2 separate regions of the Homo sapiens genome follow, and region 1 is linked to region 2. Evidence: read pairs that join two places in POLR2A ChIA-PET (ENCODE). Cell type or tissue: IMR-90. All regions are shown on one strand. Each heading gives the region's core, and the rest is flanking DNA. Links, peaks and the distances in the headings are about the cores only. Region 1 overlaps SETDB2-PHF11 (SETDB2-PHF11 readthrough). Region 2 overlaps SETDB2-PHF11 (SETDB2-PHF11 readthrough).

Evidence for each region. Peaks named below come from ENCODE experiments on the same cell type or tissue, not always from the same donor. Only the 100,000 strongest peaks of a DNase experiment are listed, where the experiment ranks them.
Region 1: POLR2A ChIA-PET joins it to region 2 with 5 read pairs; 29 of 35 experiments call an interaction of 5 or more read pairs at or near these places.

What each region holds. Positions count from the first base shown.
Region 1 is chr13:49,500,432-49,506,744 of GRCh38, forward strand. The region is part of intron 12 of SETDB2-PHF11 (SETDB2-PHF11 readthrough); the gene reads left to right. PHF11 (PHD finger protein 11) reads left to right here. Exons shown (of 10, transcript NM_001040443.3): 2 at 6,204-6,313. Among named protein-coding and RNA genes, the nearest start is that of PHF11, 7.6 kb to the left of the region's middle. In IMR-90, for the core only: no CTCF peak of the experiment used is centred there; a DNase peak (open chromatin) is centred at 2,660; H3K27ac peaks cover 691 bases.
Region 2 is chr13:49,447,807-49,454,119 of GRCh38, forward strand. SETDB2-PHF11 (SETDB2-PHF11 readthrough) reads left to right here. Exons shown (of 21, transcript NR_135324.2): 2 at 3,747-4,103. SETDB2 (SET domain bifurcated histone lysine methyltransferase 2) reads left to right here. Exons shown (of 14, transcript NM_001160308.3): 2 at 3,747-4,103. The coding sequence starts at 4,088. Among named protein-coding and RNA genes, the nearest start is that of SETDB2-PHF11, 6.7 kb to the left of the region's middle. In IMR-90, for the core only: no CTCF peak of the experiment used is centred there; no DNase peak of the experiment used is centred there; H3K27ac peaks cover 307 bases.

The DNA of each region.
Region 1 (6,313 bases), core at 362-5,361, 53 kb after region 2:
CGGATAACACATAGCAAGAGTTCAGATAGTGAGAGATGCCTGTCTGTGTAAAAGTCCTCAGTGTGACTCCCATAGTGAGAGATGCCTGTGTAAAAGTCCTCAGTGTGACTCCTCCAACTGCAGAGAATTACACACTTCCTCCAGTCTAGAAGATCAAAAGAGCTAGAAGAGCCGAAATCCATTAAGACACTGTGATATGGGGGGATTTAGCAGGAAAAAGCCACTAGGGAGAACCTGTGGGTCCCACCCCATGTTTTTAATCCATCTGCACTGAAGACAAACTCTGGGTCTAGCACAGCAGTGTTGTCAGCATATCTGTCTTGTCTGTCTTGTTCTTCTCTGTATTCCCCGTTGTCAGAGAATACAAACCACCTCTGTATTCCCAGATGCCAAGACTCTTGGAACCCAAGTACTTGGGAGCTCAGCTCAGGTATCAGTGACTTGACAGCTCTGCCCAGTGCACAGAAACAAGCAATGTTGTACAAAAATGTTCAGCCCTTATACAACAAGAGGCAGCTGCATATCCTGTCAGATAGTATCGCTTTTAATTTGGGAGTCACCAACTTTTGTTTTTTTTTTTTTTTGGTTTTTTTTTTTCTGAAATGGAGTTTTGTTCTCATCGCCTAGGCTGGAGTGCAATGGTGCGATCTCGGCTCACCGCAACCTCCACCTCCCAGATTCAAGCGATTCTCCTGCCTCAGCCTCCCGAGTAGCGGGGATTACAGGCATGCACCACCACGCCTGGCTAATTTTGTATTTTTAGTAGAGACGGGGTTTCTCCATGTTTGTCAGGCTGCTCTTGAACTCCCGACCTCAGGTGATCCGCCTGCCTCGGCCTCCCAAAGTGCTGGGATTATAGGTGTGAGCCACTACGCCCAGCCCCACTGGCTTTTTTTAAGCCTGTACTTTACAAGTTTTAATGTCTGTTTTGAGTGTCCTTTAATAAGAACACAGTATTCTATCAAAGTAGATTTTGGGTCTGAGGTAATTAGAATATTGGGATGTTTTTCCCCCAGTTTCATCCTAGGGCAGGGGACTTTGTGTTGTCAAATATTAACATATATTCTAAAACATTGAAAATTTTAAGTGTAGCATTGTTCAATGGAATAAAACAGAAGCACAGGAGGAACAGATCCAACTATATGAAAAGGAGATTTTAAATTAGTGGCTAACCATTATGAATATAAGTTAGATTCCCATCTCATACATTACAAAACAATTTATTCTATGTTCATGAATAGTTTAATTCTTTTTTTGTTTCATTTTGTTTTGTTTTTTTGAGGAGTTTCGCCCTTGTCGCCCAGGCTAGCATGCAGTGGTGCAATCTCAGCTCACTGCAACCTCCTCCTCCCAGGTTCAAGTGATTCTCTTGCCTCAGCCTCCCGAGTAGCTGGGATTATAGGTGTCCGCCACCATGCCCGGCTAATTTTTGTAATTTTAGTAGAGACAGGGTTTCACCATGTTGGTCAGGCTGGTCTCGAACTCCTGACCTCAGGTGATCCACCCGCCTCGGCCTCCCAAAGTGCTGGGATTACAGGTGTGAGCCACCGCGCCCGGCCAATATTTTAATTCTAAAATTAAATTAAGGCAGGACATGGTGCCTCATGCCTGTAATCCCAGCACTTTGGGAGGCTCAGGAGGGAGGATCACTTGAGCCTAGGAGTTCGAAACCATCCTGGACAACATGGCAAGATCCCTCCTCTACACAAAAATTTAAAAATTAGCTAGATGTGGTTGCATGCACCTGTAATCCCAGCTACTTTGGAGGCTGAGGTGAGAGGATCACTTGAGCTGGGGAGGTTGAGGCTGCAGTGAGCCATGATCATGCCACTGCACTCCAAGCTTGGGTGACAGGGCAAGACCCTGTCTCAAAATAAATAAATTGATTAATTAAAATAAATTAAAATTCTAGAAGAAAACAGAGGTAAGTGTTTTCTATGTCCATCTCACCCAAGAGCAGAAATCATAAAATAAATGATTGTTGTAATTTCATCAAGTAAAACATTTAAATATTCTGTATATCAAAGAATATTATAAACAAAGTTAAAAGACCACATATATGACTAACAAAGGGTTAATACCCTGACTGTTATAAACCAATAAGAAAATAATAATTCAACAGAAAAATGGGCTAAGGACATGAGTGCCTTAGAGAAGAAATGGGATTGTGACCTTACTGCATGTTACATTCGTAAGTCCAGATTATGATCCACTTCTCTCTGCATTTCGTGTTCTTTCCTTTGACTTCATCATCTAACCTTCTGTCCTAACTGTACCTTGATAATACGTTTATTTGTTTGTTTGTTTTGAGACGGAGTTTCACTCTTGTTGCCCAGGCCACAGTGCAGTGGCACATTCTTGGCTCACTGCAACCTCTGCCTCCCAGGTCCAAGGGATTCTCCTGCCTCAGCCTCCCGAGTAGCTGGGATAACAGGCATGCACCACCACGCCTAGCTAATTTTTTTTTTTAATGTAGTAGAGATGGGGTTTCACCATGTTAGCCAGGATGGTCTCGATCTCCTGATCTTGTGATCCACCCACCTCGGCCTCCCAAAGTGCAGGGATTACAGGCGTGAGCACCGTGCCCGACCAAGATTGACCTTCTTAAACAACTTTGTCATCATGTGCTTCTCCTGCTCAGACATCCTCCTTGGCAGCCTTTCAACACGTTTCTCAAATCCTTTCCCAGCTTCCTGTGCAGCCTTTCCTCCTCAGCCTGGCTGCCTTACTGTCTCAGCTCCGATCTCTGGGCCTTTTCCCATATGGCTGCTTCCCTCTACAGTGTTCCTCCTAGCCCATACCCCAACCCACCCCACCTTTCCCTCCTCTCCAGGTTGTACCAGTTCCAGGCCCCTGCCCTTGACAATACTCCTTCCCACGAGGAGCACTTCCTCGGCTACCTCCTTAGCGTGTATTGGAATTCCCACTCACTTGGCAGTTGCACTTTGTGACACTTAATTCTGCCATTTTATTTTCCTAACTGCTATTTAGTCTCCCTGTTTATTTCGTAAGCTTCTTGCAGACACCAGTTCTATCTCACCACATTTCTTTACGTCCTCTGCTCTACTATTCACTAGAGGAGCCCCTCACCACAGATAGCTGTTGAGCACGTACAATGTGACTGGTCCTATTGAGACATGCTTTAAGCACAGAATACACACTGGACTTCAAAGACTCTGTACAAAAGAATGAATAACTTTTATATTGACTAAATGTTGAAAGGATGTAAGTTCTTTGACATATTTGGTTGCATAAAGCACATTATTAGCTTCACCTGTTTCTTTTTTGGGTTTTTTGTTTGTTTGTTTGTGTCGTTTTTGAGACAGAGCCTCATTCTGTTGCCCAGGCTGGAGTGCAGTGGCACAATTTCAGCTCACTGCAGCCTCTGCCTCCTGGGTGCAAGCAATTCTCGTGCCTCAGCCTCCCAAGTAGCTGGAATTACAGGTGTGTGCCACCATACTGGGCTAATTTTTTTGTATTTTTAGTAGTGACATGTTGGCCAAGCTGGTCTTGAACTCCTGACCTCAGGTGATCCACCCACCTCAGCCTCCCGAAGTTCTGGGATTATAGGCGTGAGCCACTAGGCCCAGCCTCCTTTTTGATTTTTTTAATGAGGCTCCTAGAAAGTTTTCAGTGATATCTGTGGCTCACATTTGTGTCTTGTTATATGTTTCTTGTTGGACAGCATCGGTCTAGAGTGCACAACATAGTGACTCAAACACAAGAAATGCTCTCAGGCTGGGTGCAGTGGCTCACACTTGTAATCTCAGCACTTTGGGAGGCCAAGCAGGCTGATCTTGAGCCTAGGAGTTTGAGACCAGCCTGGGCAACATAATGGGACCCCTGTCTCTAAAAAAAAAAATAACAAAAATTAGCCAGACATGGTGGCCTATATCTGTGGTCCCAGCTACTGAGGTGGGAGACTGAGGTGGGAGGATCACTTGAGCCCTGGAGGCAGAGGTTGCAGTGAGCCATCATTGCGCCACTGCACTCCAACCTGAGTGACAGAGCGAGACTCTGTCTAAAAAAAAAGATACTCCCCAGCCCCCCGCCCGGCCAGCCGCCCCGTCCGGGAGGTGAGGGGCGCCTCTGCCTGGCCGCCCCTACTGGGAAGTGAGGAGCCCCTCTGCCCGGCCAGCCGCCCCGTCCGGGAGGGAGGTGGGGGGTCAGCCCCCCGCCCGGCCAGCCGCCCCGTCCGGGAGGTGAGAGGCGCCTCTGCCCGGCCGCCCCTACTAGGAAGTGAGGAGCCCCTCTGCCCGGCCACCACCCCGTCTGGGAGGTGTACCCAACAGCTCATTGAGAACGGGCCAGGATGACAATCGCGGCTTTGTGGAATAGAAAGGGGGGAAAGGTGGGGAAAAGATTGAGAAATCGGATGGTTGCCGTGTCTGTGTAGAAAGAAGTAGACATGGGAGACTTTTCATTTTGTTCTGTACTAAGAAAAATTCTTCTGCCTTGGGATCCTGTTGATCTGTGACCTTACCCCCAACCCTGTGCTCTCTGAAACATGTGCTGTGTCCACTCAGGGTTAAATGGATTAAGGGCGGTGCAAGATGTGCTTTGTTAAACAGATGCTTGAAGGCAGCATGCTCGTTAAGAGTCATCACCACTCCCCAATCTCAAGTACCCAGGGACACAAACACTGTGAGAAACACCCAAGAATGATAAATAAAAAATAAATAAAAAAATAATAAAAAAATAAATAAATAAAAATGAAAAAAAAAAAAAAGATACTCCCAAATTTTTGGTTGTTAGACATGAATGAAAAAAACAGCTAGCTCATTCCGTCTGAGCAGTTTTCACTCTATCTTACCCTTTTTTCTTGCTTGGTGGGAAGCTGGGGACTGTTAATTTGTGTCCCCGGTAGGTGGGACCCAAATCCAAGAAACAGAAATTAAAGAAGAAACTGATCAGAATGTGAAATAAACGCTAGCTCCAAATGCAGCCTTCTGACTTGGTGAAATGAAAGACCTAACTTAAAGAGACAGAGAAGAGATCTGGATAACAGAAGAGACTTAGGGATCACTTAAGCAGTTAACCTCATCTAAATTGAAAACTTTTCCCATTAAATGGTAAAATAAATCTTTCTTTCAAAACTAAAATTTGAAAATTATAAATAAAAGCTGTTTTCTACTACAGAAAATCAAAGGAAGTAAGAGGATGAACATTGCAATGGGCAAAAAAATCTTAAACGAATTCTTGTGGCCAAATAGCAAATAACCAGTTCAAAAACTTTGCCTCTTACTGACACATGGGTGGAGATCTCAACAGCTGGCTTTCTTCTCCCTCTCTCTGCCTCTTGCCTTTTCTTCCTACCTCTTCTTCCCTTAGATTTCTTTCCTTTTTTCCATTCTTCGCCTTAAAAAAAAAATCTACTTCCTACCTTCATGTATCTTTCCTAATCATGATATTGAATTAAAGCACACTTAAAGTACATTGCTCATTTATGTCTTTAATTCTCATAGAATTTATTTTTGAATACAGTATGGCATTAGGATTCTAACTTTTTAAATAGATAATTAACCAGAGCACTATTTCTTAATATGCCATTGTTTTCTTCTTCATTTGTAGTGACAATAATGATTATTATTGAGAGCTTGCTATGGGCAAAGCAGTGTTTTGAGAGGTTTGCCTGTATTTAAATTCCTGGTTGTGTTTCTTGAATAAAGGTCTTCCTCATTTTGGCCAGGCACAGTAGCTCGTGCCTGTAATCCCAGCACTTTGAAAATGCCAAGGCAGAAGGATCACTTGAGGCCAGGAGCTTGAGAACAGCCTTGGCAAGGTAGCAAGACCCCGGTCTCTAAAAAAAAAAAAAAAAAAATTAGCTGGCTTTGGTGGCATGCACCTATAGTCCCAGTGACTTGAGAGGACCACTTGAGGTTGGGAGTTCAAGGCTGCAGTGAGCCACTGCACTCCAGCCTGGTCAACTGAACAAGCCTCTTGTCTCTACATTTTAAAAAGAAGAAGTTATCCTCATTATTAGGCATTTAGAAGTGAACTCATTAATTCTTTTCTTCTATTAGCATAGTAAAAAATAAAAAATAAATAGCTTTTTCACTTGGGTCCCCAATATTTTGTCTCTCTGGGAATTAAGACTCTCTCATAAAAACAAGTGCCCTGCCTTCCACTTGAAGACTGGAAGAGGAGTTAGTGAGACCAAGAAATTCCACTTTTCCATTTCTCACCAGGGATATTACTTATAGGTGTCTTTCAGGTTGCAGAAAAGATGGAAAAAAGGACATGTGCACTCTGCCCCAAAGATGTCGAATATAATGTCCTATACTTTGCACAATCAGAGAATATAGCTGCTCAT
Region 2 (6,313 bases), core at 422-5,421:
CTTGAGTTTTTTTCTTGCATGTCAAGGTTATACTTATCTCATAAAAAAAAGTTGAGTAGCTTCCCATATTTTTCCTGCTTCAGAACAGTTTGTATATGATAAAAATTAGCCGTTCTCTGAAAGTTTTGTACAATTCATCTGTAAAAGTTTATGGACCTAGTGTACTAGCAGTGAAAAAAATTTCATATCTCATAAAAAAAAATTGAGTAACTGCTTAAGAAAAAGTTGAGTAGCTTCCCATATTTTTCCTGCTTCAGAACAGGTTTGTGTTTGATAAAAATTATCTATTCTTTGAAAGTTTTGTACAATTCATCTGTAAAACTTAATGGACCTAGTGAACTAGCAGTGAGGGGTGGGGATGTGTGGCACACATCTCTAGTAATATCTTCAGTGTTTTGAGCCTATTTGGTAATTTATATTTTCCTAGAAAATTGTTCAGTTCGTCTGTGCTCAGGTTCATTGACATAAAACTGTCTGAATTTTAAAATGTTTAAAATCTCTTCAGTAGCTAGAGATCTATCTTCATTTGTTATTATTTATTTTGTTGCTTTTTTCCCAGCTTCTTTAATTGAATGTTTAAGTCAATATTTTCATTTTGCTAATAAAATTTATTTAAGGCCTAAATATCTCTTGGCATGCTGCTTTGGCAAAATCCTTCAGGCTTTGAAATGTATTACTTCAACCGATCACCATTTCTAAATGTTCTTAAATTTCTCCTTTGATTTCTTCTGTAAACCATATACATTATTTGGGAAATTTGATTTTTTAATTTCCGCAGGTAGTATGGGGTGGGGGGTTGATTTACTACATTCAGTGACTATGCTCTGTGTAAACAGTCTTTTGGAATTTGTTGATAATTCCTTTTGGTCTCATAATAGTTTTTGTAAATTTCATGCTTTTCCTCCCACAAGAAGTATTTTCTGTTGGGTGCAGGGTTCTATATATTTTTTGGATTAAGCTTGTTAATTTGTCATTTAAATCCTTTATACTCTGGTTTTTTACCCACTTTATCTCAGTTCCTTAGATTTGTTACTTCATCACCAAATTGTGGATCTGTGCATTTTCCTTTTAATTTTGCTTTATATATTTCAGAGTGATGTTATTTGTACATAAAGGGTCATGAATATTAAATCTGGTGAATTGTTCTGTCAGCATAAAATATTTGTGTCTTTTATTGATTTTCATATTCAACTCTTATTTGATACGTTTCTTCTTATAATTGCAGATGTCTTTTTCCAGTCTCTTCGTTTTCAGCCTTGCTGTGACATTTTGTGTAATTTAAGTGGGTCTCTTATTTTAAAATATCATATCTGGGTTTTGCTTGCCATCCAATCTGAGAGTCTGCCCTTTAATAGGTAATTCACCTTTATTGTGATTATTGACATATTTTGGCCTTATTCTTGTCATTATTTAACAAGCTTCTCTTTGTATCTTTTATATCTTATTTTTCCACCTGTTTTTTGGAACAGAGTCTTGCTCTGTTGCCCAGGCTGGAGTACAGTGGCGTGATCTCGGCTCACTGCAACCTCTGCCTCCCAGGTTCAAGCAATTTTCCTCCCTCAGCCTCCCAAGTAGCCCAGATTACAGGTACACACCACCACACCCAGCTAATTTTTGTATTTTTGGTAGAGATGGGATTTCGCCATGTTGGCCAGGCTGGTCTTGAACTCCTGACCTCAGGTGATCCACCCACCTCAGCCTCCCAAAGCGCTGGCATCACTTTTATTTTTAATTGAGGTTAGCCCCAAGTTTTCTTTGTTCATTTTTTTTTAAGTTGATTAACTTTACATTTCACAGTTCTTAAATTTATGTTTTCTTAACAAAGTGTACATTTAGTCAGTTTTGATAAGGCCCCTGTAAAGAAGAAGTTAGCATGCTTCTACTTTGCTTTCTCTCATCTTGAAACAATCCCTTCCATCTCTCCTCCAGAAAAGAACATAATCTCTCATGATATCTTTAAGAATTTTTCTTTCATTTGTTATTAAATTCAGTTTACATTTAACATTAATGTGTTTTACTCATTTATTTGCTCACTATTGCTACGTATACCTCAGTGCTTTCTTATAGGTTCATTTTTCATCATCAGATACTTATTTCTTTCACAGTCTCTGAGTGACTCTTTGAATGTCTGCAAATGTCTTTTTTTCATCTTTAGTATGGAAAGATAGCTTGGCTGGATATAGAGTTCTGGGTTCATACTGACTTTGCTTTAACATTTTGCATCTGACATTTCTGATGAGAAATCTCATTACTAGTCTAATACACCTTCCTTTTAGATAATCTACATTTTTCTGGAAACATCTAAGACTTTGTGTTTTTGATATTCTGAAGTTAGTCACGGTTTGTCTAGCGATGTGTGTTAAGAATTTTATCCTGGTTGGTACTCAGTGGATTCAGTTTGCTTATGTGTTTTCCAGTTCTGAGAAATTCTTGCTCATTATTGCCTCCTCTCCATTTTCTCAATTTTTTGCCTCCTCTTGTTTCCTTGCTCTGTGTTCTTGGTGAATTACTCAACTCAGTCTTCCAGCTTACTAACTGGCTCTTCATGTTAGTCTGTTCTGTCATTCAGTCATCTATTGAGTTTATTTCAACAACTGTTTTTATATCCAAGATAGCTAACTGGCTTTTTTTCAAAATTGTGTGTTATTTCATGGATGAGATTTCCTTCTTTAGCTCAGTCTCTTTCATAGTGTAGCCTTCTTCAGATATTTGAGGACTCTCAGTTGTGCATTAATCTCCTCTGAGAGGATTCCTGCCCATCGTTTTGCTGTTGTGATTGTGGTTGCCATCATCTCTATAGCTTCCCATCTGTTTCCTTTCCCCAGAAGGGCCTTACTGACTTGGCCCTTAGAGAGTTCCCTTTTTGTTTTCAGCATGGCTATATATATATATTTTAAATCTCCTAACATTTCCATGGTTTGGTGTGGAAGTGGCAGAAGAATTTACAGTATCTTGACTAACATCTTGAGAATTAAAATTGTTGATCTATTTTTGACCTATTATTCTACCTCCAGATATGTTATCCTAGGGAAATTGCCAGAGATATGTATAAAGTATATTTATTTTAGCATTATTTATTATACTAAAAATTAATCTATAAAGGAAAACAATCTAAATATCGAATATAGAGGTTTATATTATTAATTAATATTTTTATTAAAATTTAATTATTAAAATATTTAATGTACTATAATGTATGCGTTATTGACCAAAGTATGTTATACAGCCAGTTGTATTATACAAAAATATTAGTGATGGAGGAAAATGCAGGAAATGTTTTTAATGAAAGATTATAAAAAATTAAATATACTACAATCCAAATTTTTGTTTTAAAACTACATTCTGAAAGAATAACAATAATTGGTAGTATTCCTTGAATCTTTCGTATGTCAGGCACATTATATGTAATTAAGTCTTGTCCTCAGAACAACCTGTGAGATAGTTAGTATTATCCCCTTTTTAAAAGGTTTATAAAAGACTTATAAAATGGAGATAGTAATATAAATACAAATATATTAAATATGGGTGATAGGATTGGGTGGGCCTTCTCTATTATTTCTAATTTTGATACTTTACATATTTTTTCCAGATAACATAATGTTTTTTTGTAATGGTTCATGCTGTTTTAAAAGATCAAGCTGTTATAACAATATCTTATTTCCTTATATATACATATATATATATATATATATATATATATGTGGTCCTTTACAAATATGCACTATTCTTTATTGTTTTCCTTACAGAATGTTTCATCCATTTGTGGACCAAAAGATGGAGTTGGTTTTTATTTTTAAAAAGATAATGTTAATGATCTGATACCACTACAAATATTTACGTGAGAAGATTCATGGACTTGTCTTTTGGTTGGACTGTCACTCATTTCTGAAAGTTTCTTCAGCCACAATTTCTATTTGAAAATTCAAGTATCAAAGGATACCAGGTTTAGAATGGTATAATGATGTATTTTGTCTGAGGACTGCAAATTTTATAGAGACCACAGTTGGATTCCAGTGATATTCTGCAATCAAAGTGATTTGATAAACCTAATTTTGAAGCATTTTATATTTATAAGCGACATCAAAAGATGGGAGAAAAAAATGGTAGGTTGAAGAACACACTGTTACACTTTATATCTAAAAGTATAAAAGTATATAGACAATGTAAGCTGATGTGGAATTGTCAAGGTTTTGCATTGCGAGGAACTTTTCTGAATTAGAGGGAATTAAGGGTTTATTCTTGTATAGCCACCAATTTTGACTGTCTTTATCATTAGTTGTGAAAAAATTGACTTTTTTGTAAACTTTTTTTTTTTTCTTTTTTTTTGGTGATGGAGTCTCTGTCGCCCAGGCTGTAGTGCAGTAGCACAATCTTGGCTCACTGCAACCTCTGCCTCCTGGGATCAAGCGATTCTCCTGCCACAGCCTCCTGAGTAGCTGGGATTACAGGCATGTGCCACCATGCCCAGCTAATTTTTTGTATTTTTAGTAGAGATGGGGTTTCACCATGTTGGTCAGGCTGGTCTCAAACTCCTGACCTCATGATCTGTCCACCTTGGCCTCCCAAAGTGCTAGGATTACAGCACTTGCACCTGGCCAAAATAGGTGAGCCACTGCACCTGGCCAAAATACTTTTAGTGTTACAGAAAAATTGAGAGGATTGCAGAGTTCCAGTAAACCTGGTACTTAGCTTTATCTATGATTAACATTTTACATTTGGATGCTACATTTGTTACAATTAATGAACCAATATTGGCACATTATTATTAACTGAAGTCCATAGTATATTCACGTTAGTTTTTACCTGATGTCTTTTTCCATTCCAAGATCCCATCCAGGACACCACATTCCATTTACTTGTCATGTCTGCTTAGGCTCCTCCTAGCTGTGATAGTTTCTGAGACTTTTCTTGTTTTTTATTTTTTTGGGATTTTGTATCCAAATATTTTGTAAGATGCCCCTCTGTTGGAATTATTGTCTGATGTTTTTCCATAATTTGACTGGAGCGATGGGTTTTGGGGAGTGTGATCTCAGAGGTAAAATGTCATTTTCATCACATCATATCAAGGGTACATGCTGTCAGCATGATTTCTCAGAGTTGATATTGAACTTGATCAACAGAGCTTGAGCTGGCTAATGTAGGTGGTGGTATCAAATTTCTCCACTGTAAAGTTACTCTTTTTCTCCCATTCCCTGCTATACTCTTCGGAAATAAATCACTATAGGTAGCCCACAGTTAAGGAGTGGGGATTTATGCTCCCCCTCCTTAAATGTGGAATATCTACGTTAATTATATTTGGAATATTTCTGCAGGGGAGATTTATCTCTCTCTCTTCTTCCCTGTTTATTTATTCAGTTAATCATTTATATCAGCATGGACTCATGGCTATTTATTTTATACTTTTTGAGTTACAAGCCAGTACTACTTTATTTATTTTGTTTTTCAAATTGTCCCGGGTTTGGCTATTGGGAGCTCTTTCAGTTGGCTCTTTTTTTTCTTTTTTTTTTTAAGATGGCGTCTCACTCTGTTGCCCAGGTTCATGTGCAGCAGCGCAATCTTGGCTCACTGCAACCTCTGCCTCCTGGGTTCAAGCAATTCTCTTGCCTCAGCCTCCTGAGTAGCTAGGATTACAGGTGTGTGCCGCCACGCCCAGCTAATTTTTGTATTTTTAGTAGAGATGGGGGTTTCACCATATTGGCCAGGCTGGTCTCGAACTCCTGACCTCAAGTGATCCACCCGCCTTAGCCTCCCAAAGCGCTGGGATTACAGGCATGAACCACCATGTCCTGCTCAGTTGGCTCTTGTGTCCCTTTGATATACCGTCATCAGTGTAGGTATTTTTTATTTGTCTTTGTTTTATAGCACTTCCCTTTTGGCACTCGAAGATTGCTCTAGATTGCTCTCGTATATTTCTTACGCATCTTAGAGTGAGCCATTTCTTGAATAACCTGTCAATATTTTTATTGGAAAATGGTATTAGAAACCAAGGTCTGAATGATAGGTGTATTTGTTGTTACTGGAGTGTCCTTGTTTATAGGCCCTTTCAGCTGGCAGAGCAATGAAGTATATATATATATACTAACTTATATATACACAACTCATGGCTATAAATATTTCTATATGTAACTGTTTGTATCTGCCTTAAGCTAACCATGAAATTACGCTGATGTTTCCAACTCTAATCTATTACCACGTGGATCATTTTAGTCTCCTCACCTTATCTGTATGCTCCCACTCCAGTAGTAAAAAACTTAGTTCCCATCACCCACCATCCATTTACTTAATTGTTCAATTCCAGTATATATATGTAGCA